Regions from separate parts of the Homo sapiens genome. Here all the other regions are linked to region 1. Evidence: chromatin loops called from intact Hi-C (ENCODE). Cell type or tissue: mammary epithelial cell. All regions are shown on one strand.

Region 1 (8,000 bases):
GTAGACCAACTGTTTGGATTTTCTTCAGAAGGTAATGGAAACCATTGAAGGAATCTAAGCATAATCCATTTTATGCTTTTAGAAAAACCACTCACAGCTGGAGTTGGGTTAGAGGGCCTGTAAGTTCCCTTCCTTTGCTGACTTCTGAAAGGAGGCTGCATACTACATACTGCCGTGCTCACCACTTTGGATTCTGGAGACAGACTTCCTGAGTTCCAATCTCGGCTCACCTCTCAGAGGCCATGAGTTAGTGACTTCATTTCATAGCAGCATGGTGAGAGTCAGCTTAGGTTATCTGATATCTAGGACAGTACCTGATGCTCAGTCAGTGCTCAGTGCGTATTGAGTATTACAGTAACTGTTATTATTTCTGGCTCCAGAAGACCAGCAAGCCTAATGATGATTCTCTACATTGTTTGCTCCAGAGAGGTTGAGTGACTTTCCCAAGGAAGCCCAGTGAGTCTAGAAGCCATGGGATAGCTGCCTACCTCCTCATACTGTCTAGGGCCTGGCTGGAGAAAAGTTCAAAAAGGAGGATTGAACACCCTTTGTTAGATCCTGTTCCTACCACCCTAACCCCTGGCCACAGAACATTGATTGCACATGGTCTCATTTCTAGACTCAAGATAGCTGTGTGTGTGTTCGTGTGTGCACGCACATGTGCACACATGCTAAGACCTACAAGCAAAACATGTTTATTGGTCTTTTTAATTATTTATTTTTGAGATGGAGTCTTGCTCTATTGCCTAGGCTGGAGTGCAGTAGTGCGATCTTGGCTCACTGCAACCTCCTCCTCCTGGGTTCAAGCAATTCTCCTGCCTCAGCCTCCCAAGTAGCTGGGATTACAGGCGCCCACCACCATGCCTGGCTAATTTTTGTATTTTCAGTAAAGACAGGGTTTCACCATGTTGGTCATGCTGGTCTCGAACTCCTGACCTCAGGTGATCCACCTGCCTCATCCTCCCAAAGTACTGGGATTACAGGCGTGAGCCACTGTGCCCGGCATTGTTGGGTCTTTTTTCTGGGTTTTGGAGCACTGTCTAGGAGCTTCTGCCCGAAAACGTTCTGCTATCCCAAGGGCAACTTACCTTGGGTCCAACCAGCCTAATGCCGTGGTTTCCTTTCCCTAGTCAGGCCAGGCACCTTAAGAGTTTCCACACATTTGCTTATGCAGTTCCCCATCACTAAGGTCTTCTTGTATGGATTTGCTTTGGTTGCCAGGAATGCAATATACCTAGCCTCAGTCCCAACTGAGGTGGCTTTGCTGATGGTGGGTGGAGGAGTTGAGAGCTGAGTACCATGGTAGAGCTGCCATCCACACCCCAGCAGGCCCCTGAGGGCAGGGTCCCTGCCTACAGACCTGAGTGTCTGCCCTCTGGGGCAGCAGGTACCGTAGCCTTAAAGAGGCAGCTGAAATGCATTTGTGACTTCAGTGAATTACCCAAACCAGTTTAGGAAAAAAAGAATGTTCACTCAGTTCTCTAAAAGAAGGCTTATATAAGCCTCACTCAACTACCGGTGGGAGAAAAACCACAGCCTTTAAGGGCATCCATCAGCAGCTATGTTGGGGAGTCGTTAGGAATGGTTTACTGCTTTGTGGAACCACACATCTGAGAGGCGGCTCAAGAGTACTCAGCGGCCTTCCATCTTGTTTATAGGGCTCAGCCTCAGGAGCCAGACTGTCTGGGTGCATCCTGGCTGTCTATGTACCAGCTGAATGGCCTTCAGTCTTAACCTCGCTGAAGCCCAATTTCCTCATCTGTAAAATGGGCATGATAGTATCAATCTCATTGGGATGTTGTGAAGATTAAATGAGTTAATATATGCAAGGGATCCAGAGCCTGGAACGTACTAAGTGCTGTGTTAGCTTTTATTATTTCTCACCATGAAGTGTGCTAATGTGAAATGCCTTCTTCCTCAGCTTGCCCTAGATGTACATCTTGTTCTGGCTACACAGAAGTCACTGAAGGTACAGAGCACAGACTCCTGGGACCTCTTCCCTAGTTCTTCTCCATTCACACAAAGAGTTGCCTCAGTATTCAAGGGAACCACTGAGCCAAAGCCTGTCCCTAGTCAGAGAACCATTACTGGAACAATTTGCAGCCAATGCCCCTGACTTACCTTAGGTGGTGCTTTAGGGAGCTGCAGTCAAACCAAACTTATGAGGGGAGGGGCAGATAAGGACAGAGTACCCCTGGGGACCTTGTAAACCAGTCTTATTTTAAACATGCCAAGGCTCCATCTTCGGCAAAGCCACATGGCCAGTTTGGCAATAACCTTATTTCAAGTGTCAACTCAAATCAAATTTTCACCTTTCCTAAGCCTTGCTCTTTCTTCTCTAGCTCCATCACAATGTGCACGCACACTGGAACAAGAAACTTGAAACATTATTTTACATAGTTTCCTTCTATATTAAATTTCAAGCTCCTTGGGTATAGTGCAGTGTCCCCGTTCTATACAAATCTACAAAGCCTAGTAGGTGGTTAGTATGCTAGGCACATAACTGGGATCATCACTGGCTTAGGGATTGGCTCCACCTCAGGTAGAATGAGAATCCAAAGCCTGATCTTCAGTCTTAGGTCTACAGCCCAGTCCAGCCTGGGCAATAGCAAGACTCCATCACTAAAAAGATAAAAATTAGACTGGGCATGGTGGCTCACACCTGTAATCCCAGGACTTTTGGAGGCTGAGGCAAGAGGATAGCTTGAGCCCAAGAGTTAAAGACCAGCCTGGGCAACATAGTGAGACCTTATCTCTATTTTTAAAAAAACAGAAAAAAAGAGTAAAAACTAAAAAAAAAAAAAAAAAACATTAAATCTCCAACCTAATCTTCCAAACAGCAAGCAGGTTAGATATACACAATGAACTGAAGAATTTTGTGAGGGGCAAAACATTGCAGAAGATTAGATCCTGATGTCTAACTTCAGGGCAGGTCACAGACCAGAAACGGAATGGAGAGTGGCCTTAGGTATTCAAGTCTTTCCACCACCGCTTTCCCTCCCGTGGAACTAGGAGGGGAAGCAGCTCAATCCTGGTCCTCTGCTGCCCTCTTCTGTTGCTTATTAGAAGCTCCTCCTGGCTTGTCCCGAAGGGCCTGGAAAACAGCCACTTCCTCTCCAACATCCCATCCCACCTGCCCCACCCTATGGTTTCAGTATATTAGGGGATTGATATTACAAGCAAGAAAGATAACTGTGATTGCCATTAGTTCAGACTGGGCTACTAATTTGTCTTCCTGAGCAAAAAAGCAGTAGACTTGGGCACAGCCTTCCTTTTTTTTTTTTTCCTTTTTGAGATGGAGTCTAGCTCTGTTACCCAGGCTGGAGAGCAGTGGTACGATCTCGGCTCACTGAAACCTCTGCCTCCTGGGTTCATGCCATTCTCCTGCCTCAGCCTCCCGAGTAGCTGGGACTACAGGCGCATGGCATCATGCCTAGCTAATTTTTGTACTTTTAGTAGAGACGAAGTTTCAACATGTTGGCCAGGCTGGTCTCGAACTCCTGACCTCGTGATCTGCCCGCCTCAGCCTCCCAAAGTGCTGGGATTACAGGCGTGAGCCACCGCGCCCGGCCAGCCTTCCTTTTAAGAACGCTGGAGTTGCCCCCACATCCAAGGATCTGGCAGATATGGAGCATGCTCCTTATTTTGAACTCTAAAGCTAACAAGTTATCCTATAGAGGCAGATCTTTTTTTTAAGCTTACAAGTGAGGGCACAATTTTGCATCAAAATTCCAGCCTTCCACCCTCACCCACAGGGAAATATTACCTCATGTGTTACAAGGATTAAATAACATATGTAAAGCCCTAATAAGACTGGGCGCAGTGGCTCACGCCTGTAATCCCAGCACTTTTGGAGGCTGAAGGGGGCAGATCACTTGAGGCCAGGAGTTGGCCAGGAGTTCAAGATCAGCCTGACCAACATGGTGCAATCCCATCTCTACTAAAAATACAAAAATTAGCCAGCATGGAGGCACAGGCCTGTAATTCCAGCTACTTGGGAGGCTGAGGCGTAAGAATCGCTGGAACCCAGGAGGTGGAGGTTACAGTAAGCAGAGATCTCGCCACTGCATTCCAGCTGGGGCGACAGAGTGAGACTCTGTCTCAATTAAAAAAAAAAAAGCCATAAGAACAATATCTGGTAGTTAGTGCTATAGAAGTGTTTTGTTTTTGTTTTTGTTTTTGTTGTTTTTGAGATGGAGTCTCACACTCTCGCCCACGCTGGAGTGCAGTGGCACCATCTCGGCTCACTGCAAGCTCTGCCTCCCAAGTTCATGCCATTCTCCTGCCTCAGCCTCCCCAGTAGCTGGGACTACAGGCACCCGTCACCACGCCCGGCTAAATTTTTGTATTTTTAGTAGAGACGGGGTTTCACTGTGTTAGCCAGGATGGTCTTGATCTCCTGACCTTGTGATCTGCCTGCCTCGGCTTCCCAAAGTGCTGGGATTACAGGCATGAGCCACCGCGCCCGGTGCGTCTTTTTTTTTTTTTTTTTTTTGAGATAGAGTTTTGCTCTTGTTGCCCAGGCTGGAGTGCAATGGCACGATCTCGGCTCACTGCAACCTCTGCCTCCCAGGTTCAAGTGATTCTCCTGCCTCAGCCTCCCTAGTAACTGGGATTACAGGCATGTGCCACCACGCCCGGCTAATTTTGTATTTTTAGTAGAGACGGGGTTTCTCCATGTTGGTCAGGCTGGTCTCGAACTCCCGACCTCAGGTGATCCACCCACCTCAGCCTCCCAAAGTGCTGGGATTACAGGCATGAGCCACCGCGCCCGGTGTTTTGTCTTTTAAACTCATAGATGTGATAGAGGTCATAGTATTAAAAGGACATGGGATTGGAGTCTGGCTCAGCTACTGGCCACAAGCCTTATGCAACTTCTGCCCATATCCCAGTTTAAGTCACACCTCCTCCACAACTGATTCCTCGGTGCTCAGTCTATAGGCCATCTAGCAAAGGAGATAATGATACCTTCCTATGTCCGCTTCCCTGAGGACCTCATCATTCTGGACTCATAAAAAGCCTTCAGTAATAATACATGCCAATTCTGTCCTCCACCCTTGTCCAGTGAAGGTGGCTCTGGGGTAAGGAATTAACAGTGAAGTTTCCGATCAGCACACTTTGGCCCTCTGTCCAGGGCCGCCTTTCCTTGTGGTCATCACTTAAATTGTAATGCCTATACCAAGAGCACCTCGACTCTTCCCATTTTCCCTTTGATCTATACATAAACCTATCCCATGACCAAAGTTTAGAGGAGGAGGTATGCAAAGACCCAAAGGTTTTCTCCGCTATTAAGGGCTGGCGACTTACAACCCCTAATAATCTTAACTGAAGATTAGTACCTAAACTCAGTGTCATGTTTTTCCCTCCTTCTGACCAATAGGACCAGCCATCAATATGGCAAGAGGATACATGGCCCTTATGGAAACCGAATGGTGCTATCTGGTGGCCAAGCTGAAGTGGCAGCCAGAGTTGCCCTAAGTTTAGCCGTGGCTCAAAGGACACATACTGAATGAAATCAATGGGAACGATGTTGAGGTAAGTGCTTGCATATTCAGTCACACTGCCTTATTCTCTCTTCTAACTCCCCTCTGCTTAACTGGACATTCTTTTCCTTGATTCAGTAAGACCTGCTTTAGTTGTTCACTCTTGCTCCTTGAAGGGTTTGAGTGGAGTGTGAGGTGGTATGGAAATGAAGAGGGCACAGAAACAGGCTGTGGGCACTCATGTCCACCATGTCCTCTGCTAATCTCCTAAGGCATGCCAAAGTCCAGAAGCCTGTGCCCAGGATCTGCCTCTTGTGAAATTGCCTAATGTACAGAGGTATCTGTGAAACACACCATGTTAAGGACCATGGGTTCTTGGTCTCAAGAGGGAAAAGGAAACTAATCATTGAGGCATTTTGGTCATTTGAGGGTGGCCACTTCAAGGCTAAACATGGCTGCTAGATTTCAAGACATCTCTAAAAAATAAAAGTACTCCACAAACAGGGCTATAAAAAAAAATAAGTGATCTATCAGTGACTGGAGGTTAAACCCTAAGTCACATTTGCCCACTCTATTCCCTGCTGGCTGGAAGTAAGAGGAAATGTGGGGACAGCAACAGAGATGAAGCAGGTTCACCAATTCCAGGACCAATATTCTTAGTTCTTTGAGACATGTAGAATGTCCTGGACAAGGAACTAGCAAAGCAACCAGACCAAGAGCTCCTCCTTACAATAAGGCTAAGGCCCAGATCAGGGATAAGGCCCGCATATTATTCCAAAGCCCACCTCTCCTAAGGACGGGCTTAGTGAAGTGTTGCTTCATCTATTTAGTTTCCATGCCTGTGACATAGTAACAGTGACTATGATGGGTTAAAAGCATTAAAAGAACAAAATTCCAAGTGTGCTATAACTGGCCAGTGGATTAGGATGGCTTCAGAAGCTATGGAGCATCTTAAACACCAGGCTTCTCCTAGGAGCTTAGAAAGTCTTGCAAGAGGCCAGGTGCAGTGGCTCACTCCTGTAATCCCAGCACTTTGCGAGGCCGAGCCAAGCAGATCACTTGTGGTCAGGAGCTCGAAACCAGCCTGGCCAACACGGTGAGACCCTGTTTCTACTAAAAGTACAAAAATTAGCTGGGCATGGTGGTGGGCACCTGTAATCCCAACTACTTGGGAGTCTGAGGCAGGAGAATCACTTGAACCCAGGAGGCAGAAGTCGCAGTGAGCCGAGATTGCGCCACTGCACTCCAGCCTCGGTGACAGAGTGAGACCTCATCTCAAAAAAAAAAAAAAAAAAAAAGAAGAAAGTCTTGCAAGAGGCAGACCAAGTGATTTAAAAACAGACACTCTCTTGCATGTAATGCCAGCACTTTGGGAGGCCAATGCAGGATGATCCCCCAATGAGCACAGGAGTTTGAGACCGGCCTGGACAACATAGTGAGACCCCATCTCTACAAAAAAACTTTTTTAAAAATTAGCCAGGCTTGGTGGCCCACACCTGTAGTCCCAGCTACCTGGAAGGCTGAGGTGGGAGGACCGCTTGAAGCACGGGAGGTGGAAGCTGCATTGAGCTATGATCACGCCACTGTACTCCAAACTATGTGAAAGAGCAAGACCTTGTCTCAAAAAAACAAAAACAAAACCAAAAACCACACACACACACACACACACAACCAGATACTAATACACTCTTAAGCAACTTCGACCAACCTATGCTCTCCCTCTACATTCCTTCTGTAAAATATACTCGTGGTCTCGGCCTGCCGAGCACCTGTGGCCTGCTCTCACCAAGTAGTATTTGTTCCTAATCATATACTAGGTCAAATTGTTATAGTAACTATGTTTTGACTATTACATAAACCAATGAAATGAGTGTGTAAAGAGTTTTTATAAAAACCAGATTGAGTTAGTTGTAAAACTGTCTATTTAGGTGGGTAAAATTCTTACAAAAGATTGGAGAAAATGATAAGTATTTAGAATTCTAAAATCAAATTCCTAGGCCAGGTGTGGTGGCTCATGTTGGGAGGCTGAGGCGGGTGGATCGCTTGAGGTCAGGAGTTCGAAATCAGCCTAGCCAACATGGTGAAACCCTGTCTGTACTAAAAATACAAAATTAGCCGAGTGTGGTGGTACATGCCTGTAATCCCAGCTACTTGGGAGGCTGAGGCAGGAGAATCATTTGAACCTGGGAGGTGGAGGTTGCAGTGAGTCGAGATTGTGCCATTGCACCACAGCTTGGACAACAAGAGTGAAACACTGTCTCAAAAAAAAAAATCAAATTTCTTTTGTTGTTCAAATTCTTTATGCATTTTAAAGAAGCTCAATCAAGCTCACATCATAGATAATGCATTATGGCTATTATGAATGAAGGCCCTCATCCCCAAACTAATTTTTCTCAATTTTAGTGTTTATTAAATGGATATACATATTTATGATTTAGGTTAAATATATCTTTCTCATCCAATAATTTAACTTTTTTATTAACTGTTGAACTACTTGTCCTGATCATACACAGAAGG
Region 2 (8,000 bases), 220 kb before region 1:
GTTTCCTACATTTTTCTGTGCCTACTGCCAGTCTTTCACACTGTTATAGGATCCATCATTTTCTCTCTTGTATGTTATTGGATTATATGAAGTACTTTGAAATCTTTGAATGAAAAGTGAAGAGTGATACCAGTTCCTTTTTGGATCCGCACTAATAGAGAGGGACATAAATGTGGAGAATGTAAAACATCAGACAGTCCCCAAGTCATTTATATTTGACTTTGAGATAAGATTAAACATCTGGCATCTTACATAACTCTGCCCTTTTAAGGCCTGACATCCAACTCTTCCCTGCAGTGAAAGGCCTAAGTTCAGCTTTTCTGAAGATACTCCAGGCTCCTGTAAGCCACTCAGACATGATTGGTGGTGGTTTTCTTTTTAGTACTGTTTTCCAAGAAGGAAGGAATTTGGTTCTGACTAAATTAATTGAAATACATGTGCTTTTCTATTGAAATTATGTAAAAAGATGACCTTTTGTATCCTACAACTTATTGGAAGTATGTTTTCAGAGTATATTTAATAACCTGTACTGAAAATTAACATCTAACTCATCTTTAGCAGAGAAGATATAAATAATATATTGTCATTGATCTGCCTATATTTTTGTCTAGATCCAAAACAGACAATAGTAGCCTTCTAGAAAGTAGTGCCTTTAATGACTAACGGTGACATAGGTGAGAATTGCCTGCCCTTGGTTGAAGCTGGGGCTACTTCATAAAGGCAAGCTATGTGGTGTGGAAATAGTATATAGAGGTTCCTTGGGGCACGAGTGTGTGCCTGTGTGTATGTGTATGAATTATAGCAACTCTTAGTTTCTTCAAGGGGCTTGGAAAGGCTTTTGGAGATAGGAAGAGTGAATATAGGAAAGTTCCTTTGGGGAATTATAACTCAAAGCATATATAACTCAGGAAATATAACTCAGAGGATCTGAGTTATAGATTATAGAGTACTGAAATGGAACATTATCCATACAGAATTACATAGGCCATTTAAATCCAGGGAATTGCAAAAGGGAAGGCTTTGTTGTCATAAGAATGTCTTTTGCCAGTGAAAATTCTATTCTCTACTTTTCTAAACTTCTTGGCACTGGAAAATCCTAGCCTAGAGGGTACCAAGTAAGGAAAATTAAGATGATCTTGATGCAGTACTTCCTAGGGAATTTTACTTTAGGACTGTTGACTTGAAAGTATGAAGAAAAGCAGAGACTGTTGCAGTTTGATGTGAAAGGCATTTGTCAGACTAAAAAATACTCCACACATCCAATTGCATAAGGCATCTACTAGTGTTTACCATGTGTCAGGAAAACAACAATGTGAATCAAAAAGAATAAACAGCCCATTATCTGTGGACTGGTACATTTGAATTTATGCAGATAAGCTAAGGTTGCTATAAGAAATATATTCCAAGTGCCAATCTCCAGCCTCGCTAATAGTGCAGGAAGAAAGGCCGATAATGAATCAGCATAGGGTGAGGCATCCTTTTTGTAAAAGTCTTATATTTGCTTGTTTCATTTCTTTCAGTTAAATTCTTAACTGTTTTTCTCCCTTGAGCACTCTCTCCTAATGCTAGCAGGCATGATGCCATTATCTATATGGGCCTACAGAGCCACATGCCTGGTCATGGCCTAGTGTAAATTCCTACATTTCTATTTCAAGACAATCAGTAGTATCTTATGACCACCTCTCTACCCCAGCTCCATTTTCATCCTTCAGGCAGTACAGTTGACTCAGCTCTGCAACAACAAATGAGCCAGTTAAAGCGGAGGGCATTCCATTGAAATGGTGCTGTTAGCTAATCAGCATGGATACAGTTGAGAAGCCCAGGGCAGCTCTTTCCTTTCTTGGTTTTTAGTTCAATAAAACTATATCTGCTATTGAGGTCATGCTGGCTTCCTTCTCTTACCTAGTCCACTCCTTGAGAATTATAATATCTATTATTTTTAAAGTTATCTCTTCCCAAGACTCTAATATCTTGGCTTTTTTTTAACTGAAATATAATTTACAATTAATGCACAGATTTTAAATATACTGTTTGCTGGGTTTTGACACTTGTATGTACCAGTATAACCACTACCCAAATCAAGATATAGAACTTTTCCATCACCTTAAAACGTTTCATCATTAACGCTCAAGAATAAGTGATACTAATCTATGGTGATAGAAATCAGAAGAGTGGTTGCCTCTCAGGACAGAGAATTGAATGGAAAAGATAGAAATCAACCAGCAGTAATATTTAATTTTTTTTTTGAGACAGGGTCTTGCTCTTTCGCCCAGGTTGGAGTGCAGTGATGTAGTCATGGCTCACTGCGGCCTCAACCTCCCAGGCTCAAGTGATCCTACTACCTCAGTGTCCCAAGTAGCTGGGAGTACAGGCACAAGCCACCACACCCAGCTAATTTTTGGAGTTTTTCTAGAGATGGGGTTTCACCACGTTGCCCAGGCTGGTCTCGAACTCCTGGGCTCAAACAGTCCTCCTGCCTTGGCCTCCCAAAATGTTGAGATTATAGGCATGAGCCACAATGCCCAGCCAATAATATTTAATTTTAATGGTAGAAAGGAAGCTTCAACGGTTATTATCTTTATCTTATGCCTCCAGTCAGAGTTAGACCTAAATGATTCAAAATATCTATGGTTTTTCCCCCCTTCTTAAAGATTTCAAAAGAAGATTGTTTAATACTTCACTTGTATAGCAGTGACAACAACGTGGTTTAAGACCTTTCTGTTGTTTAAACTAAATCTCTATTGAGGTCATTGAAGTTCATTTCCTTTTTTATATACCAAGAAAAATGTAACCAACATTTATATACAGGTAAGATTTATGGCCAGGAATGGCCATAATGTTTGCTATCAATAGAATATTTGGTCAGAGAAATGCAAATCAAAACCACAATGAAATAGATCATCTGACCTGTTAGAATGGCTGTTATCAAAAAGACAAAAAATAACAAAACCTGGTGAGGATATAGAGAAAAAGAAACTCTTAATACGCTATTGGTGGGAATATAAATTAGTGTAGCCATTATGGAAAACAGTATGGAGGTTCCTCAAAAACTAAAAATTGAACTACCATATGATTCAGCAGTCCCACCACTTGGTATTTATCCAGAGGAAAGAAAAACAGTGTATCAAAGAGATGACGCTCCCTGGTGGTCTAGTGGTTAGGATTTGGTGCTCTCGCTGTCTCTCTCTCTTGCTCTCTCTCTCTCTCTCTCTCTCTCTCACTCTCACTGTCTCTCTGTCTTTCAAAGAGATATCTGCACCCCTATGTTTATTGCAGCACTATTCACAATAGCTAGGATATGGAATCAACTTAAATGTCCATTAACAGATGAACAGATAAATTAAATGTGGTATATGTACATAGTGGAATACTATTTAGCCATAAAGAAAAATGAAATTATGTCATTCACAGCAACATGAATGATCCTGGAAGCCATTATGTTAGGTGAAATAAGTCAGTCACAGAAAAATAAATACCTCATGTTCTCTCTCATATGTAGGATCTTAAAAAGTTGAGCTCATAGAAGTAGAGAGTAGGACTGTGGTTACTGGAGTCTGGAAAAGGGAGATAGTCAGAGGTTGGTTAACAGATATAAAATTACAGGTAGGGGGAATAAGTTCTAGTGTTCTATAGCACTAAAGGGTGAATATAGTTAATGATAATTTATTGTATATTTTCAAATAGCTAGAAAAGAGGATTTTGAATGTTCCTAACATAAATTATTTTTGATGCTAGATATGCTGATTACCTTGATTTGATCATTACATATTGCATATATGTATTGAAATATCACTTCATACCACATAAATACGTACTATTATAATGCATCAATTTAAAATTTTTAAAAAGAGAGTATGTGATAGACTAGTCATGCATTGCTATGCTGGGGACAGCAAGGAACATGCTTAGAAGGCTGGGGACCCTACTTAAGCCCAACATAGTGCATAGTTTTAGTCTGAACCCATCTCCACTGGTAAATCCATGAACCAGTGAAACTAACAATGAATATGTAAAATTGACATCTTAGCACCTCCTTGACAGATGTGTTTAAAAACAATTCTGTTTTGTTTATCCACGTTAGGTATATGACAGTCTCTGAGAATCTTAATAGATCCTTTGTCTTTCTGAATGAAAAATAATCTGCATCTTAATTTGAGGAATAGGGTTATTCTAATTATATCTGAAAATGCTTTTATATTCAGCAGTGTGTTTGCTGTTTTCTTTACTATAGTAGTAATCACATAGAATGTTTGCCCTGGAGGGAACAAGCATAGGTACGCCACAGAAGATAATGACCATTTGGATATTTCTATCTTTTTTTACCTGCATCTTTGGCCTGGATTCCATTTTCTTTACATTGAGTTTTATCTATTGCTTTCTTACTGTTTTCCCTGTTTGCTCTGGAGCTGTTTTCCAAGCCAATCCTGTTGTATAATTGAATTTATCACTAGAGGGCACAAGTGGTCAACAGAAAAGATATTGGTGAGCAGGCAGAATGGTGCCCTAAAGCTGAGCAGAAGACAAATTGCCTTTGTTTTTAAGGAATTGTTGAAGGACCGGGTTCAATGTAGTAAAGGTACTTGCCTCCCAACTTTTGGTATCATAGGATTGGAAGAGAATCTAGAGATATCTTGGATTAGGAACCAATTTTATGGTTAAGAAGACTGAGGCTCAGAGAAATTAAGAATTATTTGGGCATGACATCTCTGCTAGGTGAGCAACCTGTACCTTTTTTCAGGGAACCTCTTTGTTTGACTGTAGTGAAGCAAACCTGAAATTAGGACTTACATCCTTTTCTATTCCTTATTCATCCATTTGGTTTTTTTACTCAGCAGGTTACATGTTCGAATTGACTTGCTAGTAGCATCTCACCTCCTTGAGTGAAGGAACGTCTTCTTGAAGGACAACTTAAAAGCCTACTCAGAGTATCAAGATTCAGTGGGTAGAGCATCAGCATTCTTCTGCTGTCCTTGACATAGGTGGGTAGTTATGTATGTCAGGAAGTAAGACTTTTCATACTTTTCTTTTCCCCTAGAATCTCTATTGCTTTTAGATAAATCAGGTGGCACTCAATCTGAACAAAATCACTGAAACCTTACCCTCAAAGTTAGCAATGTAGCTGTCCCCATCCAGAATGCAATCAGTAGGTCTGGATTACTAGTCATCCCTCAAAACTGATTGGTAAAGGAGATAGTGTTAAAGAGTTACTAAATTATAGATATCAAGGTACCTGCCTTAGATAACTGGGGGTATGCTCGTGGAGAGATCTGTTGGTAAAAGTCTTCTAAAAGAGTTAAGCTATTAAATGCAAGGTTTTCAAACTACATGAAAGAACACAATTGGAATTTGCTAGCAGAGCTGAGTTTTGAACTTTAACAGAAAATAAATGCCATAGAAATAAATAGAAATATACCAGAAGCCACTAAATGCATTTTCCATTTTGTCCTGCCTTCACTTTTGTAAGCATCTTAATTCAACAAGTGCTTTTAAGCGCCGATTATGATCAAGCACTTTTCTAGATTCTGGGGATGCAACAATGAACAAACAGCCCTGCTCTTACGGAATTTACATTCTAGTGGGGGAGACAGACAAAATAAATATATAAAGTAAATACTATGTTAAAAGGTGATACGTGCTATGGAAAAACCATATAGAGTAGGCTAAGGAGGAATCAGAAGTGCCAACATGGAAGGAGGTTGACATTATAAGTAGGGTGGTCAGGATAGGCCTTACTGAGAAAATATGATTTAAGCCTAGTCTTAAAGGAAGCAAGGTGGGAAACTATGTGGATATGTAGGGGTAGAGTGTTATGGACAGAGGGAATAGCAATTGCAAAGACCCTAAGATAGGTGTCTGGCATGCTTGAGGACAGGTTAAAAAAAATCAATGTGGCTACAGTGGAATGTGCAAGCAGGCCAAATGGCATCGACTGATAAGTTATTATAAGAACTTTGGCTTTTGTAGTTTTGAGCACAAGAGTGACATGATTATATTTATATTTTAAAGGATTACTGCCTGCTATTTTAGAGAATGTACTCTGGGAGGACATTGGTGGAAGCAGGGACATCAGTTAGGAGGCCATTATAATACAGTAATCCAGGAGAAAACTGACGGTGGTTTGTACCAGGATAATAGCAGGCAGTAAAGATGCTGAGAAGTTGTCATATTCAGGATATATTTTGAAGTTAGAACCAATGAGATTTGCTGTTTTCTTGGATATCAGGTGAGAAAACAGAAGGTCAAGGTTGACACTAAGACTTTTTAGCTAAGGCAACTAAAAGCATGGAATTTTATTAATTGAGATGGAGAATACTACAGGAAGAATACAGAATACATTTGGTGGGGGAAAAGTAGACATTTGGTTTTGGTTTTAGAATTGTTAAATCTAATAGGTCTGATTGACATATTTCTACATGGAAATGTCAAGAGGACAGTTAGATGTAGGAATCTGCAATTCAGGTTTAAGGGCCAAGCTGGAACTACATCTTGGATATCAGTAAACCTAAAGATTGGATTTTAAAACCATGAGATTGAATGTGACCACGAAGAGAATGAATGTAGACAGAGAAGAGGCCGAAAGAGCCCTGGAGCACTCCGAAATTCAAATTGAGGAGAAGGGGAAGAATCAGCAAAGGAAACTGAGCAATCCTGGTACCTGACCCTGAGAATATGGATGCAGTTTCCCCCTTTTTCCAAAACGAAATCAAACAAAACACATGGAACAATAGGCAGTTTTATCATTGTTCTTATTTTACCTTTTTTTTTTTTTCAAGGGCTATTTCCCATGAAATCTGCTCAGTCTGTTTATAAATGGACCATGCAATGGTATAGGAGACCTGGACATTCCAGGGCATCTTCTGGTGTCTTTTGAGCTAGAAATTGCTTCCTTTCTGCAACCTTGTCTAGAGGCCTTTGAAGTCCAGGGATGTCATAAGACTCTTCTTACTACATCAGAGGGATTCTATTAATTACCATGTCTGCAAATGATCTGTTAACTTACCTCTTGGTCTCCTTTGCCAAATTTTCTTCAGCTCTATTACATCTTTGAATAAATGTCACTTCAATTTCAGTTAAGAAGACTCTTGAGGCCGGCCGTAGTGGCTCACGCGTGTAATCCCAGCACTTTAGGAGGCCGAGGCAGATGGACCACTTGAGGTCAGGAGTTCGAGACCAGCCTGGTCAACAGTGAAACCCCATCTCTACTAAAAATACAAAAATTAGCTGGGTGTGATGACGCCCACCTGTAATCCCAGCTACTCGGGAGGCTGAGGCATGAGAATCGCTTGAACCCGGGAGGCGGAGGTGGCAGTGAGCCAAGATCGCACCACTGCACATCAGTCTGGGCAACAGAGCGAGACCCTGTCCCCCCCAAAAAAAGAAGACTCTTGGAAAAACTTTTATTAGAAATAAAACAACACCTAAAAGTTGTTACTGTATATTAAAATTTGATTTCTCTGGGGTGGCTAGAATGACAGTTACAGACTAAATTTAAAGCTAAAAAATACTTTAAAGGTCACCTAGTTAACACTGTCATTTTAAAGTTAACAGCTGAGGCCCAGGAGATTAAGTACCTTGCTAGTGTCACATAGTTGTAGTCCTAGTGCACAGCTGTTGCACTACCTTCCAAATTTGTATCTTTATATCTGTTATATCTCTTATATCATATTACATACTGTTATGACAAATAATATAGCATAATAGTTAAGAGGACACACCCAGGAGCTAGACTCCCTGCATTTAACCCCAGCTTAACCATTTAACTACTTTGGATAGGTTATTTAACCTTTGTATGCCTCAGTTTCCTCATCTGTAAAGTAGGGATAATAATAGTCTACCTCTTAGAGTTGTGAAATGAAAATGAGCTAATACATTTAAATAGAGATGATTACAATCCATTTAAATTATTTTCCAAATCTACAAGTTCCTACATCTGGATGAGAGTAAGGCTTTCGGAATACTTTTATTGGCCTTAGGATCACATGATTTTGAAGTTATTAATT
Region 3 (8,000 bases), 120 kb before region 1:
GTTCTCTGGCTCTGCACAGATAACGTGTCTTCAGACAGTGTTGCTCCACTTAAAAGAGAAACAGAAGCAAAAGCACAATGGGGAATAAATGCAAATGAACTTGGCTGCTTATATTCTGGAAAGGGAGAAAGCATCTGTGTTTCCCACTGGATGGGGTGAAGATCCAGGAGTTTAATTTTGGTCTTTCTGGTAATGGGACTTCTGTTTCTTCATAGTTTGATATTTATTGTCAATAAGAGTGAGATTTTGGGACTGAGAGTCCCTGTTAGTCTGACCCAACTAGTGAATAGCTCATATCCATGAATGTCCCAGGAACTACACTTCTGGGGAAACCATGACTGGCAGGAGGAAGTATTTGATGGCATCGTTTGGTCCTAGTTCTGAACACATCCAGTCTTCACATCTTGCTGCCTCCCAAATAGCCACCAACAGGAGTATGAAAGCCCCGATATCTGAACAGGATCCTGAGACTTTGCCATAGATGAGAGAAGATCTCCCACTTAGTGGACTTCTTCATGTCAGGGTCCCCAAAGAGCCTTCTTTTCCCACACAACTTTACTGTCCATGGCTCATTCCAGGAATGAAGAGAGATGCTCAAAGAGACACACACACACACACATTCCAGGAATGAAGAGAAATGCTCAAAGACACACACACACACACACACACACACACACACACACACATACACACACACACACACACACACACACACGATCATTGGCCACTGTGATGCCTTCCCTGTCAGGAAGCAGGATGTGCTGCCATTTTGTTGGTCCAGAAGGCTCAAAAAACAGGAACTGCTGCAAGTTTGTGCCAGTAGAGAGCCTCGCTTGGGGTGAGGCAGATGTGAAGCTTTGAAAGAGTCGAGGGAACTGTGACAGGGCATGCAGCAAGGACAGCTCCTGGGACCGTGAACAGAGCCAGGCTTCTCTTTCACCTCTTAGGGGACTCTCCTCACACAGCCATCAAAGGGAAGTTGGTCTTTAAAAAGAGAAAAACAAGGAAAAACAAGGACACAACCACCCAACAAATGAAAGAAAAAAGAAAACCTCTAAGGTTGCATAACTGAGGTATTGATAGCTCTGGATCTTGTCAGTGTCCGTGAAAGGTGTGGGGTCCCAGCCGCTGCTGTCTACTTGTTCTTGCCCAGGAGTGCATCCACCTCCTCCTCAGGCTTGAGCGAGTGCCACTGGGCGATGGGCCTCCGGGGGTTGGCCAGCATGTCGGACCAGTGCCGCAGCTCTGTGCCCGTGGCATTGCTGCCCACGAAGATCTTGCCTATGGCTTCGTTCTTGCCCAGCTTGTCATAGTCCAGCACGGTGACCACTACCTGGACTTTCTGCAAGGAAAACGAGGGAGGGAGTTGGCAGACAGAGACGTGGGATCCCATGACCAAATTTATCCTCCATCAACCTCTACTCCCAATGATTGGGAAGGTAAGGCCTCCTGGGGCTCCTTGGTTTCATCTCTGCTCCAGTGAAGACTGAATTGACATGGAGGCAGAGGCCACGCCTTTGGCAGCCTTTGTTTCTACCACTGGGCATTTATTGAGGATGTACTGTGCTCTAGACCCTGTTAAGCACTTGGAGGGGGAGAAGAGGGAAGGAAAAGTGAAAAGATGAATTTCACTTCCTCAATGAGATCAGCAGACATGTAACTGAAAACTTACAACATGAATTGATAAAGGTTATGCTAGAGAGATGGGCACAAGGTACTGTGGAAACTTAGAGGAGGTGACAGTCCTGGGGCCAATCAGAAAAGGCTTCACAGAAGAGGTGACTGGGACATGAAGTCTGAGAATTTCTCTAGGAGGAGAAAAGAAGGAAGAGGATTCCAGGAAAACAGATTTGCTTGGGTAGAGGCATAGAGACCTGAGAGTGCATTTGGCATCTGAGAAACATTAGATGTTCAGTCATTGAGGTATAGGGTGAGAAGCAGTGAGGCAGGAAATGAGGCTGGTAGAGTAGGTTGGGGTCAGCCAAGGAGTCTGCATTTTGTCTTTCAGGCAAGCAGTAGGGGACTCCTGACGACTTTAAGAAAAGGAGTGTCGTGGACATTTGAGAGAGAGAGCCCTGGCATTGAGTTGGAAGATTTACTGGAGGAGGAGTGGGCCTAATGGCAGGGAAGAGACCCATTGGAGGATGCTGGAGGGTCTGGGAGGATGGATCCCGAATACCTGTACCAAGGCAGGGACAGTGGGGATGGGAAGTCAAAACCAGGTTGGAGAGGTATTTAGGAAGAGAATCAAGAGGACTTGATGATCAGCTGGATTTGCTGAATGCTCGATGCCTTTTTCCCCTGTGACTCCAGCCAACTCAGATTTGTCCTTCAGGACCAAGCTCTCTCTGGGAAGCCTCACTACAGTCCTCCGCTTCATGGACATTGAAGCTGTCGTCTCACTGTGCTTTACTAGACTGTTTACTGGTGCCCTCCCACTGTGAGGTCCTTGAGAGCAAGGAGTGTGTGGATTACACACTTATTTCCTCATCCCCTAGCCTACCACTTAGGAAATGCTCAGTAAAGTATGTTGGATAAATGAGAAAGGAAAAAGGAAATAGTCAGTCTAAGGTGACGCCCAGGTTTCTGACTTGGGCCACTGGGTAAATGATGGACTGTGGGGTCATTCATTGAAAACAGAATTCAGATGAAACAGGCTTGGCTGGGAAGAGGTAGGAAGAAGAACATTACATTGGTTTTAGGCATGTTGAATTTGAGATGCCTGGGTCAGGATGCTCTAGATCTAAAATTCTCTGTAATGAGGACTTCTCTTGGATTAACATTATCACTGAGCTGCCCAGTGTTCCCTTGAAGTATTCCATCAATAACATCATACACATCTCCATAGATGACAGAACCAACTCTGAAGATTCTCTTGTACCCTTGCCCCCAGCCCTCCTGCGGGGAGGAGAGGGGGTGGGATCAGCTCACTACAAAGAAGGAGAGACCAAGACTCCATGATAACCGACCACTCTGCAAGCCCCCAGCTGCGCCTGACTTCCCGCCCAAATGGGTGGGTGGGTGGGTCTCTTGTCCTACCACGTCCAGATCCCACTCATACCTGGAAATGGTGAAAACCAGACCTCATCTCCAACATTTACAGAACTTGCTGGTGAGAAGGAAGGAAAAATAGAGAAGGCTGGAAGGGTGGAGGGAGAGAGGAGAGGAAGCAGATCAGAGGAGTAGATGGGAAAGACCTAGAGAGCAGTGGAAGTGGGGCAGGGATGGCCAAGACAGGATGTGGCTGGAGAGGATGGAGGTGGCAGCGGCCACTCCCACCCTCTCAGCCAGCTCCCAACCCCTCTGGCACCTTTGCTATACCCCCATACATCTGTGTGCATGACCATGGTCCTTCAAGTCCTAAACGAATGATTTGCAGAATTTTTTGAATTAGTTCATGTTTATCTCCTCAGAAAAGGGGGATCCCTGAAGCACTTGGGAAGGAGGCCCCACCCAGGCACCATTAGACCTCGAGCCTTCCCCTACCAAGAAAGGCTGTTCCATGGTCTCTAGGTGAGTTCCCTCTCTTCAACCTCCCCATACATGTTTGCCTCCCCAAACCCTGCTCCATGCCTAGGAACCCAGGGCTCCAGCACCTGAATCTGCTCGAAGGGGATCTCAAAGCTGAAGGACTCGTTGAAGTATGGGTTCAGGGTCTTCTTCTTCACGGTTGTCTTCTTCTTCTTGAGCCTCTTGCCATTCTGCATCAGGTGGATCTTCACGTACGGGTCTGCGGAGGGAGAATCCCAACCCCAGAGAGGTTCCCCTTAGCCCCCAGCCTTCCTGCCGAATGTACCAAGGCCTGCCCAGAGCATCGGTCAAGAGGGGGTCTTCACTCCGCTGAGACCAGGCCCTCAGAAAGCCCCAAGTCATGCCATCCAGTTCAAAGGTGGCAAAAGGCTTCACCTCCAGGACCAACTGTGACCAGTTGGTTGTGGCTTCCTGAAGCATTGGGTGGAGGGCATTTCTGAGTCTAAGTAAGGCCTTGTGAGAAAGAGTCTGGGGATTCATCTGTGATCCTGTACTGGGGAGTGGGTGGGGAGTGCTGAAGTCAGGACACACATCTGCTGGGTCATAATCCCAATCCGATCCCCCTAATCTTGCAGACAAGAAACTGAGGCCAAAGAACGGAAATGACCTGCCCGAGGTCACACAGCGGGTCAGTGACAGAGCCAGGCTGGCACTGAAACGCGCTGGTTGGAGCCCATGCCCAGGGCTGATTCTCTGGGAAGGCAGCTGAGGCAGCAGGCTTCATCCACTAGAGCCCTGTGCCATGGGCCAGCCCCATTCACTGCCAGGTAAATGTGATATTCAGAGCATCTTCCACTCCCTTGCCTCACCCTCCCCTTTCCAGGGCAGAGCCAGCAGAGCCTACAGCCTCTTCTGGAAACATGTCTCGATTGTGGTGTCATGCTTTGGGCTAAGCCCTGCTCATTTCCCTGGGAGAAGTAAAATCCTAAGTCACAAACTTATCTGGGGATGAAATTTCTCTGATCCTTTTCTCTGTAGCCCACAGTGCATGGCCAGAGAGCGCTGGGAAGGCAGCTCTGATGGGGACAAGGGGCCCTTGGAGAAAAGGAGGGCCTGGGAAGCTAAGGCTCCCCCGCTCCTCGAGGAGACATCTCAGTCCCAGGGCAGCAAAGTGTTCCTCTTCACTGGAGTGTGCAAACTCTGGGACTTGGTGCTGACTGGCTCGCTGGTGCCACCCAATGGCAGCCAGAAGCTCTCCACGTACCTGAAAGGCCGCCCACGTCCATCTTCTTGAGGTTCTTAGCCTCCAGGATGCAGACAGTGAGCTTCCCGGCCGTGGGCACATAGCGCAGGGAGGTGCAGATGTCGCCCAGCTTCTCCGGCTGTCCAGGGGAAGAGCAGGACTTGGGTCATCTCACCCATCCTAGTGCCTCTCTCATGGCTGACCTCTTTCTTGCCAAAATTAGCAAGGCAGTGATGTGTCCCTGCCTCCCTCATCACCAGTCCCCATATATGTGATGGCCGAGAAGGTCTTCCAGCATCTGACCTTGGGTCCCCCTGATGCAGTGCAACAAAGTCCCTGAAAGTGACAGGTTGGGACCTCAGGAGCCGTGGGCTGAGGATGCTGACAGATGAGGGGGGTAGAGGACAGCTGCGGTGGCAGGACTGAGGGAGGGATCCCTGGGTGGATCTGGGATCTGGGAGGTTGGGAGTATGTTTGGGCTCCCACCCCAGGCCCTGGTAAGGTGGGAAGGTGTGCGAGAAGCGGGTGGGTTAGCCACGTGTCCACCACCAAGGGCCCTGGGGGACTGAATGTCTCAGAAGCCTTCTTTCCCTTAACAGTCCCACCCACCAAGATCTCTCCTTGTGGACCATTCCACTTGTAGTATGATTTGTGGTTTTCGGAGCAATTTGCATCCCTTTTGTTACTATCACTGCAACTCTTTGATGTAAACAAGACAAGAATTCTTTGTAACCAATGAGAAACTGAGGTTCCCAGAGGCCATGGTTTGCTCAAAGTCACACAACAATTTAGCACTGTAGGCAGGCTGAGGACCCAGGGCTCCTAATTCCTAAGGCCAACACCACACTGCAGAGTCAAAGCTGCTCAAAGTCAAAGCCACCCAGGGCAAGACTGACGACATCACACAGGTCCTGGTTCAGGTGTGCTGGCCTTCCTCCCAGGCACAGGGGACAAAAGGGAAAAAAGGATGTCTTAAGCTTCTCTACTCAGCCCTCCATCACTGCCTAGAGTGTGCCAGGTAGCAGGGCCCTGGCCAAGACAAATGATTGATGCCCAGAAGGAAGAATGGCTAAAATGGAGTTTTAGGTACACAGCAATTGCTCAGCAAATATTTAGTGAGTGAATGGATGCTGTAGCAGTTCTGGGAGGACAAGTCCCTTTGCTGAGTATCCTTTAGAACAAACATGAGCTTTTCTTGTGGGTGAACTGAGGCACAGAGGCGTGAATCACTGGCCTTAGGTAATAGCAGAAGCTTAGGAGTAACAATAATAATGGTGTTTTTATTTATTTGAGTACCTACCAAATACCAGTCGCTGCGCTAGGCGCTTTATGCAGGTAATGAATCCTCATCTGTAAAAAAAGACTAAAGGAGGGAACCCGAGTCCAGAGAGTGTAAGCAACTTGCCCAGGGTCACACAGCCAGGCAGTGTGGAGCTGGGATCCTAACACAGGTCGTCTGCCTCCAAAGCCCACCCTGTTTCCATCATGCCAAGAGGTGGAAGCCCACCTGTACATTCGTCTTTCTGCCCAACCTGGCCTCATCTCTGCTCTTACCTCCTCCTTTTCCCCGCCTTGCAGGTCTCTCCACTCCTCAATGGGCTGGCCGAGGTCCACTGTGTTCATAGGCACCTTTACCTCTCCAATGATGTCATGTTTGGAGAAGCGGTCAAAGTCATAGATGGCCATCACCAGAGTTTTGCCCCCAAGCTCCTGGTATGGCACCTGCAGGGCACAAGCAGAATCAGAGGGGGCCAGAGCGACTCACGCACCTCCAGGGGTGCTATGGGCAGGGGCCTGCATTCCAGCCCACAGGGTCCAGGTTAGTGTGCCGAGACAGACAAAGACCAAGGCTTTTGGGGAGCAGAGTGTGAGGGTGGGGTGGGAGGGATCCCGATCCTCCATAGAGGCCGGGGTAGCCCTGCAGTCAAGGCTGCCATTGTTCCAGGCTGAGCCATGGCTAAGGACCAAGGAAAGGTCTGTAGAACTCAGCAGAGAATTGGGATCAGGCAGGGAGCTGGAGTCACCCTTCCAGCCCTCAGCACCTTGAAGGTGAAGGTTTCATTGAAGGCAGGGTTCAGTGTCTTCCGATGGACTTTGGTCTCATATTTCTTCTTCTTGTCAGGAAGGAGGAAGACCTTGACATAAGGGTCTGAGGTGCCTCCCATGTCCAGGGCAGGCAGTTCAGCAGCCTGCAGAACGCCCACAGTAAGCTGTGGAGAGAGATGGGGAGAAGGGGCCTGAGTCTCAGGACTGCTCCAATACCACAACTGGCCCCAGACCCAGCACCCACCAATTCCGTCCCAGAGGAGGCAGTTGGGGCAGGGAAATGGCGGGAGGCTGGTGCTAGAGAGGAAGATTGGTCTCCATTTCCATCCCAAGGAATTTGGAATGGCATTTAGGAAACCTGAGAAAGGGAAATTGCCTTGCCCAAGGTTGGTGGGGAGGTTAATAGCATAATCAACTTGGAACCTTCCCCAAAGCAGGCTAGTGGCCAAGCCAGCATCAATGTCCAGAGCTATAGGCCCTGCAGTTTCCAGCCTGCCTCATTCTATGGAAAGGAGTAGTGCCCACACATCTCTGAGGGAGCTGTTTCTATCCCCCTTCCACCCAACTCCCAGGCCTCTCCCCATTCCCCCACTCTGCCCCCCCACAGCCCTGCATACCTGATTAGCCTGAAAATCATAGTCCAGGGAAAACTGCAGTTTGCCCAGGTTCTCTGGCTCTTTCTCCTCCTCCCCTTCACCTTCCCCCTCAGTCAGGCCTGTCTCTGCGTCGTCGTCATCCTGTGGGAGCTGGGGGAGAGAGGGAACAAGTTAAAAGGGGAGGACCGAGAAGTCTGGCTTAGCACAGGATGACGGGAAACCAGCCCCTCTGTGGTAGACCCTGACTCAGAGCTGTGTGTGGTGGGAACACAAGAGGGAACGTGGCCCTGCCATGGGACCCTCCTTCACGGCCCATCAGAACCCCTAGGTGGCTCCTCTACCCCCAACCCTGTGTTTGAGACATGGCTCTGGTTTGGGCACCACTCTCCTGCCTCTGAGACACACTGTGCTATGGGACCAGGCCCTGTGCCAACTGCTCCATAGCTTCTAGGGGCTGGTGTGGGGGTAGGATTTACTTCCCTTGTAAGCCCTCTCCCAAACACTTTCCCCAGCTCAGGCCCCACGCATCCTGGGCAAGACATACCAGAAGTACGGTCCAGGCAGACAGGAGCAGAGTGAGCCCACAGAGGTGGAGAGAGAAAGAAGAAAGTGATGTAAGAGAAAATCCTGCAGCTCAAACCAGC
Region 4 (8,000 bases), 280 kb after region 1:
AAATTCTAGCCAGAGCAATTAGGCACAAAGAAAGACAGAAAAAAAATCCAAATTTGAGAAGAAGAGCAAAATTTTCTCTGTTTGAAGATGATATGATCTTATATGTACAAAGTCCTAAAGATTCTACCAAAAAAACCTGTTAGAACTATTAAACTAATTCAGCAAATTAGCAGGATACAAAATCAACACAAAAACATCAGTTGAATTTCTATGAAGTAATAAACAGAATAAACACTCTGAAAATGAAATTAATGAAAAAGAAATCTATTTCTAATACCATCAAAGAGAACAAAGTCCTTAGGAATTCACTTAGCCAAGGATGTGACTTGTACAATGAAAACTACAAAATATTGCCAAAGAAATTAAAGAAAGCATAAATAAATGGAAAGCCATCCTATGTTCATTGATTGGAACACTTAATATTGTTAAGATGTTAATACTTTCAAAGTCATCTACAGATTCAATGCAATACCCATCAAAATCCCAATGATGTCTTTTGCAGAAATAGAAAAATCCTTCCTAAAATTCATATGGAATTTGCCTTGAGTAGGCAAAACAGTCTTGAAAAAGAAGAGCAAAGTTGGAGGACTCACACTTCCTTATTTCAAAACTCACTACAAAGCTACAGTAATCAAAACGTGTGGTATTGGCATAAAGGAAGACATATAGACTAATGGAATGGAAAAGAAAGCCCAGAAATAAACTCTAACATACAGTCAAATGATTTTTGATAAGGGAGCCAAGACCATTCAATGGGAAAAGGACAGTCTTTTCAACAAATGGTGCTCTGAAAGCTGGATATGCACACAACATAAGAATGAAGTTGGATCCTTACCTTACATCACATACAAAAATTAAATTGATATGGATGAAAGACAAACTTGAGAGCTAAAACTATAAAACTCTTAGAAGAAAACATAGGCAAAAGCTTCACAGTATTGGATTTGGCAATGAATTTTTGGATATGACACCAAGGGGACTGGCAACAAAAGAAAGAATAGACAATTTAGACTTTATGAAAATTAAAAGCTTTTGTGCATCAAAAACACTATCAACAGAGTAAAACGGCAACCCACAAAGTTGGAAAAAATATTTGAAAATCCTACATCTTTTTTTTTTTTTTTTGAGACAGGATCTTTCTGTGCCACCCAGGCTGAAGTGCAGTGGCACAATCACAGCTCACTGCAGCCTCAACCTACCGGGCTCAAGTAATCCTCACCTCAGCCTCCAGAGTAGCTGGGACCACAGGTCTGCACCACCACATCTGGTTAATTTTTAAATTTTTTGTAAAGACAGGGTCTTGCTATGTTGTCCAGGCTGATCTCAAACTCCTGGGCTCAAGTAATCCTCTTGCCTCAGTCTCCCAAAGTGCTGGGATTACTGGCATGAGCCCCCACATCCAGCCCAAATCATGTATCTTATAAGGGATTAGTATCCAGTTTATATAGAGAACTCCAAACACTCAACAGCAGCAACAACAACAAAAAAACCTGATTCAAAAATGGGCAAAAGGAGTTGAATAGACATTTCTCCAAAGAAGATATATAAATGGCCAATAAGCACATGAAAAGATGCTCAATATCACTGATCATCAGGGGAGTGCAAATCAAAACCACAATGAGATTCCATCCCACACATATTAGGATGACTACTATTAAAAAGAAACAGGAAATAACAAGTGCTGGCTAGGATGAACAAAAGTTGAAATCCTTGTGCACTGTTTGTGGAAATGTAAAATGGTGCAGCTGCTGTGGAAAACTGTATGGTGGTTCCTCAAAAAATTAGAAATAGAATTGCCACATGATCCAGTAATTCCACTGCTGGATATATACCAAAAGAATTGAAAGCAGGGTCTTGAAATAATATTTGTGGACCCATATTTATAGCAGCATTATTCACATTAGCAACTCAAATGTCCCTCAACAGATGAACGGAAAAACACAATGTGGTGCATACATAAAATGGAACACTATTTAGCAAGAAAAAGAGATGAAGTTCTGATTCATACTACAGCGTGAATGAAACTTGAAAATTCCCAGAGCTCTCAGCTAATTATAGTAACTGCAAGTAGAGTGTTTATAGCTAGCATGGAACTCCATTTTTTTTTAATCCTACAGAGCTCCTATGTTACCCAGGAGAAAGGAATGGAGCAGGTATTCCCTGATAGAGGAAACAGTATAAAGATACTAAGGATTAGACTTGGGTCTGGCCCCCAAAATTGACTGGATCATGAAGTGTGGGATTATGAAGCTGAGGAAGATTGTGTTCACCCCCCAACTCATTCTGGTCTGCCCTTGGGACGTGGTACTTGATCAAACCTCTTCAGTTAATAGCAATTCCTTCTTACCTGGCCCCATTGCATACTAAGTCCTGGCCATGCCCCTTATAAGTTAGCAATCTGATTCCCAAACTTTGTTTTGTTTTGTTTTGTTTTTGTTTTTTTGAGACGAGTCTCGCTCTGTCGCCCAGGCTGGAGTGCAGTGGCGCGATCTCGGCTCACTGCAACCTCCTCCTCCCGGGTTCAAGCGATTCTCCTGCCTCAGCCTCCTGAGTAGCTGGGATTACAGGCACCCGCCACCATGCCCAGCTAATTTTTGTATTTTTAGTAGAGACGGGGTTTCACCGTGTTGGTCAGGCTGGTCTCAAACCCCTGACCTCGTGATCCACCCGCCTCGGGCTCCCAAAGTGCTGGGATTACAGGCATGAGCCACCATACCCGGCCCAAAACTTTGTAAGGCTAATAATTTGCAAAAGCAAAAACAGCATTTATCTGGACTGATGCCCATCTTAAACAGAGTGGAATAGGGAACACAGGTTATAGAAGGAGAAAAAAGAGCATTGTCACCGTGAGAGTAGCCAGAGAGATAATGAAGAGAGCTAAAAAAATGGAGTATCATCGTAAAGATGATTTCAAGAAGGATGAGATCTCATAGAAATATAAGAAAGAGAATGTAGAAAATGCAATGAAGAGGTCACTGGCTACCTTAAGAGTAGTTTCAATGGACAGGTGAATTTTGAAGCCCGAGTCTGGTGACACAAGAATTGTCTAGGTGCTGAAGAAACAAAGACAATGGGCAAAAGGTGTTCTTATTAGTCATGGTAGATAGAGGAGGGAACAGTGTTTGTCATGGAGGTTTTCAGGACAGAGTAGACTTGTGCATGTTTGTAAATTAGAGAAAGGAGCCTATAGGTGGGAAAAATATGTTCATTTCTGTAATTCCTGATGTGCAAATTTTTGTAGACTCAATTATCACGTACTGAGGCTATACTGCCCTCTTGTGGTGCAGAGTGCCCAGAAACTTTATTCTAAATTAGAAGTCTGCAAACTTGCTGTAAAGGGCCAGACGGCAAATATTTTAGACTTTGAGGATCATTCGGTCTTTGTCATTATTACGCCTTGTAGAGTGAAAGGAGCCACAGATAGCTCTTTGAGGAAGACCTGGTCCCAGCTGTACCGGAACTCTGGTCCACCCGCTCCTGCAACTGACTCGCCGCTGTTCACTCTCCAGAGGAAATCATGCCACAGACGCAGCTTTTAACAACATGAGAAAGACATCCCTGGAACCACAAGTTAATTCACTGAATTAGAATTACCCTAACCGGCCAGGCGCGGTGGCTCACGTTTGTAGTCCCAGCATTTCGGAAGGCCAAGGCAGGTGGTGGATCACTTGAGCCCATGTTCAAGACTAGCCTGGACAATATAGAGAGACTCTTTCTCTACAAAAAATACAAAATTTATTCGGGCGTGGTGGTGCGCACCTGTGGTCCCAGCTACTTGGGGGGCTGAGGTGGGAGGATCTCTTGAGCCCAGGAGGTCGAGGCTGCAGTGAGCTGATATCGCGCCACTGAACTCCAGCCTGGGCGACAGAGCGAGACCCTGTCTCTGAAAATAAAATTACCCTAACTAGCTGCAACCTGACATCCCTGGAGAAGATGTGTGCTGACTTGATCAAAAGTGCAAAGGAAAATAATCTCAAAGTGAAAGGACCATTTTAGATCCCTACCAAGATTCTAAGAATCACTAAGAGAAAAACTCCTGTGGTGAAGTTTGTTTAAGACTTGTAAGAATCCAAGATAAATCCCCATAAGAATCCACAAGCGACTCACTGACTGACACAGAACTTCTGAATTGCTAAATTGATTACTTTCATCAGTATTGAGCCAGCTGTTGAAGTCACCTCTGCACAGGATTAATCAATTTTCTTTAAGTGATTATCAGTTGGTTAAAAAAGAAAAAAAGTAGCCACAGATAATACATAAATAGGTAGGAGTATTTCAATAAAACTTTATTTACAAAAAATATGTAGGGGTCAGATTTGGCCTGCAGCCTCTGGTTTGCTGGCCCTTGATCTAAACCTGTGTTCTCAATATTTGGACGGAACATTAAAGTCATCTGGGGATTATTTTTGTTTGTTTTTAAGAGAATAACTCCTGGTCTTGAAGGATCCTCCCTCCTCAGCCTCCAGAGTAGCTGGAACTACAGGTGTGGCCCACCAGCCTGGCCCTCTAGGGATTGTTTTAAAATAATGCGAGTGCCCAGGCTACACCTCAGACTGATTGAATATGAAACTTTGGGTGTAGGGCCAGGTCACTAGTACTTTATAAAATGCCACCACCAGGGAGGGAGTCCATTGTGCAGTCATGGCTGAGAGCTACTGATTCAAATGAATATGCTTCTAGTTTTAAGTGCAGCCCACCTTTATTGAGTGCTTATTATGTGCCAGGTGCTGAGCTAAGAGCTTTCCATATATTGTATTATCTCATTTAATCCTTAAAGCAACTCTATGAATTGGGAATCATTATGAAGCTCATCTTATAGATAAGGAAACTGAATTTTTGTGAGATTAAGTAATCTGCTCCAGGTTATGTAGCTATTAAGAGAAGAACAGTGATTGAAACTGAGAACATCTGCCTCTAGAGCCTGAGCTTCCCAACGCTAGGCTACTCTATTTGTTACTATTATTTTTAACTGAAAACCACTGAGAACTATGTGAATTGAACTATTTGTATCATATACTATATTTTATTTTTAAAATTTATTTTATAAAATAGAGATGAGGTCTCACTATGTTGACCAGGCTGGTCTCAAACTCCTGGCCTCAAGCAATCCTCCTGCCTCGGCCTCCCAAAGTATTGGGATTACAGGTGTAAGCCACCACACCTGGCCATATACTATATTGTATTTTATTTTTTGCTTTTGAGACAGTCTCAGTCTGTCACCCAGGCTGGGGTGCAGTGGTGCGATCTCCTGGGCTCAAGTGATTCTCATGCCTCAGCCTCCCAAGTGGCTGGGACTACAGATGCCGGCTACAATGCCCGGCTGATTTTTGTATTTTTAGTAGAGATGGGGTTTCACCATGATGGCCAGGCCGGTCTTGAACTCCTGACCTCAGGTGATCTGCCGGCCTCGGCCTCCCAGAGTGCCAGGATTACAGGCGTGAGCCACCGCGCTCGGCATCAATATACTATATTTTAAATAAGGTGGGTAAAGTTAATCACAAGCAATTTTCCCTAGATTTAATAAATGCAATAAATGCAGTTTTTCTAGTGCCACAGCTGTTTTTTTTTTGTTTTTTTTTTTTTTTTTGAGATGGAGTCTCACTCTGTCACCAGGCTGGAGTGCAGTGGCGCGATCTTGGCTCACTGCATTCTTCTTATGAATCAGATTCTTCTCAGATCTTTTCCACAGCTTTAGCACATCATAGAAATTCATTGTTTAAGTACGCTTTCAGTTTGTTTTCTGTTACAGGTTTTCTCTTAGTTTGACTCCACGTGTACTAACTGTTACACGCATCTGTATAAGAGACCACCTGAGCAGGCTTAGTGTGAGCAACAAGGCTGTTTATTCACTTGGGTGCAAGTGGGCTGAGTCCGAGAAAGGAGTCAGCGAAGTGTGGTGGGATTATCATTGGTTCTTATAAGTTTGGGATAGGCCGTGGAGTTAGGAGCAATTTTTGTGGGCAAAGGATGGATGTTACAAAGTACATTCTCAAGGGCGGGGAGGATGTTACAAAGTACATTCACAAGGGCAGAGAGGACGCATTGTCACAAGGGCAGGGAGGAATGTTACAAAGTACGTTCACAAGGCGGAGGGGGAGACTGTATTGTCACAAGGGCGGGCAGGAGCGTTACAAAGCACATTCACAAGGATAGGGAATATCACAAAGTACATTATCACAAGGGTGGGAGAATGTCACAATGCCTTGACCATGGTGTGGCCAGCTCAGAGGAACTTACACTTAGACTACTAATATTAATCAAAGGCAAAAGTTCAGTATGACTCTTTTAATCTTAGAGGCAGTATAAGACAGTGGTTTTTATTTTTATTTCTTATTCTTATTTATTTATTTAACAGAGATGGTGTCTCACTATGGTGACCAGGCTGGTATCGAACTTCTGGCATCAAGTGATCCTCCCATCTCTACCACCCAAAGTGCTGGGAGCCACTGCACCTGGCCAAGACAGTGTTTTTTCCTGCCTCAGCCTCCCGAGTGGCTGGGACTACAGACATGTCCCAGCATGCCTGACTAATTTTTTTTTTTTCGTATTTTTAGTAGAGATGGGGTTTTACCATGTTGGCCAGGGTGGTCTCGAACTACTGACCTCAATCATCCACCTGCCTTGGCCTCCCAAAGTGAACAGTGTTTTTTTAATATATGAACTTTGGAGATAGTCTGAATTCTAACCCTGCCACTTGTATGTTAGGTACTAACTAGTCTTAGCATTTTAATAAACTGGAATGGGTTGCCTTCCTTCTGACTCTATGTATTCTGTCCTAATGCAGTAGAAGCAAAAAGGAATCAGTCACCTAAGGTGTTTTCAAATAACAACTACCACAACTTTTTCACCACTATAATAATAGCTGAGAGGCTTACTATGTGCTATTTTTAATGCTTTTTATGGGTTAATTCAATTAATTATTTCAACAACCCAGTGAAGCAGGTGTTTTTATTATCTGAAATTTACAGGCAAGGAAACTGAGGTTCAGAGAGGTTAAGTAACTTTTCCAAGGTCACACAGATAATAAATGGCAGAGGGAAGTTTTGAATGCAAGCAAGTCTGACTTCACAAGCTGCACTCTTGACTACTTTCAAAATATTGCTTTTTTATACTAAACTGCCTTCAGTAGGAAATCCCACTGTCATGTATTTATTTATTCAAACCGAAGGGATACTTTTCCAATACCTCCAAAGCAATGATTCCCAGGCTTTAGGGTTTCACAGGCTATTAAAATTTGAAAGAAAATTATGACAACCAACATAGATTTGCCATCTTTAAGTTTTCAAGATAAAGGAACCTTAAAAAGCAAACACCTCCTGTGAGCATTTACTATTAGTGCAAAATAAATAACAACCTTTTTTTTTTTTTTGAGATGGAGTCTCGCTCTGTCGCCCAGGCTGGAGTGCAGTGGTGCGATCTCGGCTCACTGCAACCTTCGCCTCCTGGGTTCAAGCTATCCTCCCAAGTAGTTGGGACTACAGTCACCCGCCACCATGCCCGGCTAATTTTTGTTTTTGTTTGTTTGTTTTTTAGTAGAAACAGGGTTTTACCATGTTGGCCAGGCTGATCTTGAACTCCTGGCCTTGTAATGCACCCTCCTCGGCCTCCCAAAGTGCTGGGAGTACAGGTGTGTGCCACCGTGCCGGGTCTAAAGGACAGTTTAATACCAAAAAAGTAGGGTGGACATAATCTAGAAATATAGCATTCGAATGCTGTATATATTTATCTGCTGTCCTTGAATTTCCCACTTTTCTGAGGAAAATATTTGAAAACAACATTTTCCTTTCACTTTCTTCCTAATAGCTAGGTTAAGCCACTTGCATTTAAACATAATAACAATTTTAGTAACTTTTACTTGTCTTCCTAGCAAGAACTTGTATCTTCTGGTCTGGAGATTAACAGTGCTATTAATTAAAAATTGTTGCTTTTTAATAAAAGGTGGAATGAAAGAGTAGGATCATTTGTTCCACTATATTGGCCCAAGGACTTAAGAGTCTCAG

What was found. Peaks named below come from ENCODE experiments on the same cell type or tissue, not always from the same donor. Only the 100,000 strongest peaks of a DNase experiment are listed, where the experiment ranks them.
Region 2: a loop joins it to region 1, with 17 times the contacts of the local background. A loop is called at or near these places in 20 of 110 quality-filtered maps.
Region 3: it touches region 1 in a loop (7-fold over the local background); 8 of 110 quality-filtered maps call a loop at or near these places.
Region 4: a loop joins it to region 1, with 5 times the contacts of the local background. A loop is called at or near these places in 4 of 110 quality-filtered maps.

Annotation. Positions count from the first base shown.
Region 1 is chr1:202,716,731-202,724,730 of GRCh38, forward strand. KDM5B (lysine demethylase 5B) reads right to left here. Exons shown (of 27, transcript NM_006618.5): 27 at 7,765-8,000. Among named protein-coding and RNA genes, the nearest start is that of SYT2, 10 kb to the left of the region's middle. In mammary epithelial cell, a CTCF peak has its summit at 3,053 (motif pointing left); a DNase peak (open chromatin) is centred at 3,051.
Region 2 is chr1:202,497,027-202,505,026 of GRCh38, forward strand. All of the region lies in intron 18 of PPP1R12B (protein phosphatase 1 regulatory subunit 12B), which reads left to right. Among named protein-coding and RNA genes, the nearest start is that of PPP1R12B, 150 kb to the left of the region's middle. In mammary epithelial cell, a CTCF peak has its summit at 4,454 (motif pointing right); no DNase peak of the experiment used is centred here.
Region 3 is chr1:202,595,622-202,603,621 of GRCh38, forward strand. It overlaps SYT2 (synaptotagmin 2), which reads right to left. Exons shown (of 9, transcript NM_177402.5): 4 at 7,378-7,497; 5 at 6,757-6,924; 6 at 6,269-6,436; 7 at 4,736-4,853; 8 at 3,597-3,730; 9 at 1-1,342. The coding sequence ends at 1,136. Among named protein-coding and RNA genes, the nearest start is that of SYT2, 110 kb to the right of the region's middle. In mammary epithelial cell, a CTCF peak has its summit at 4,706 (motif pointing left); a DNase peak (open chromatin) is centred at 4,690.
Region 4 is chr1:202,996,164-203,004,163 of GRCh38, forward strand. It overlaps the pseudogene MGAT4FP and the pseudogene RPS20P8. Among named protein-coding and RNA genes, the nearest start is that of TMEM183A, 7.2 kb to the right of the region's middle. In mammary epithelial cell, a CTCF peak has its summit at 3,271 (motif pointing left); no DNase peak of the experiment used is centred here.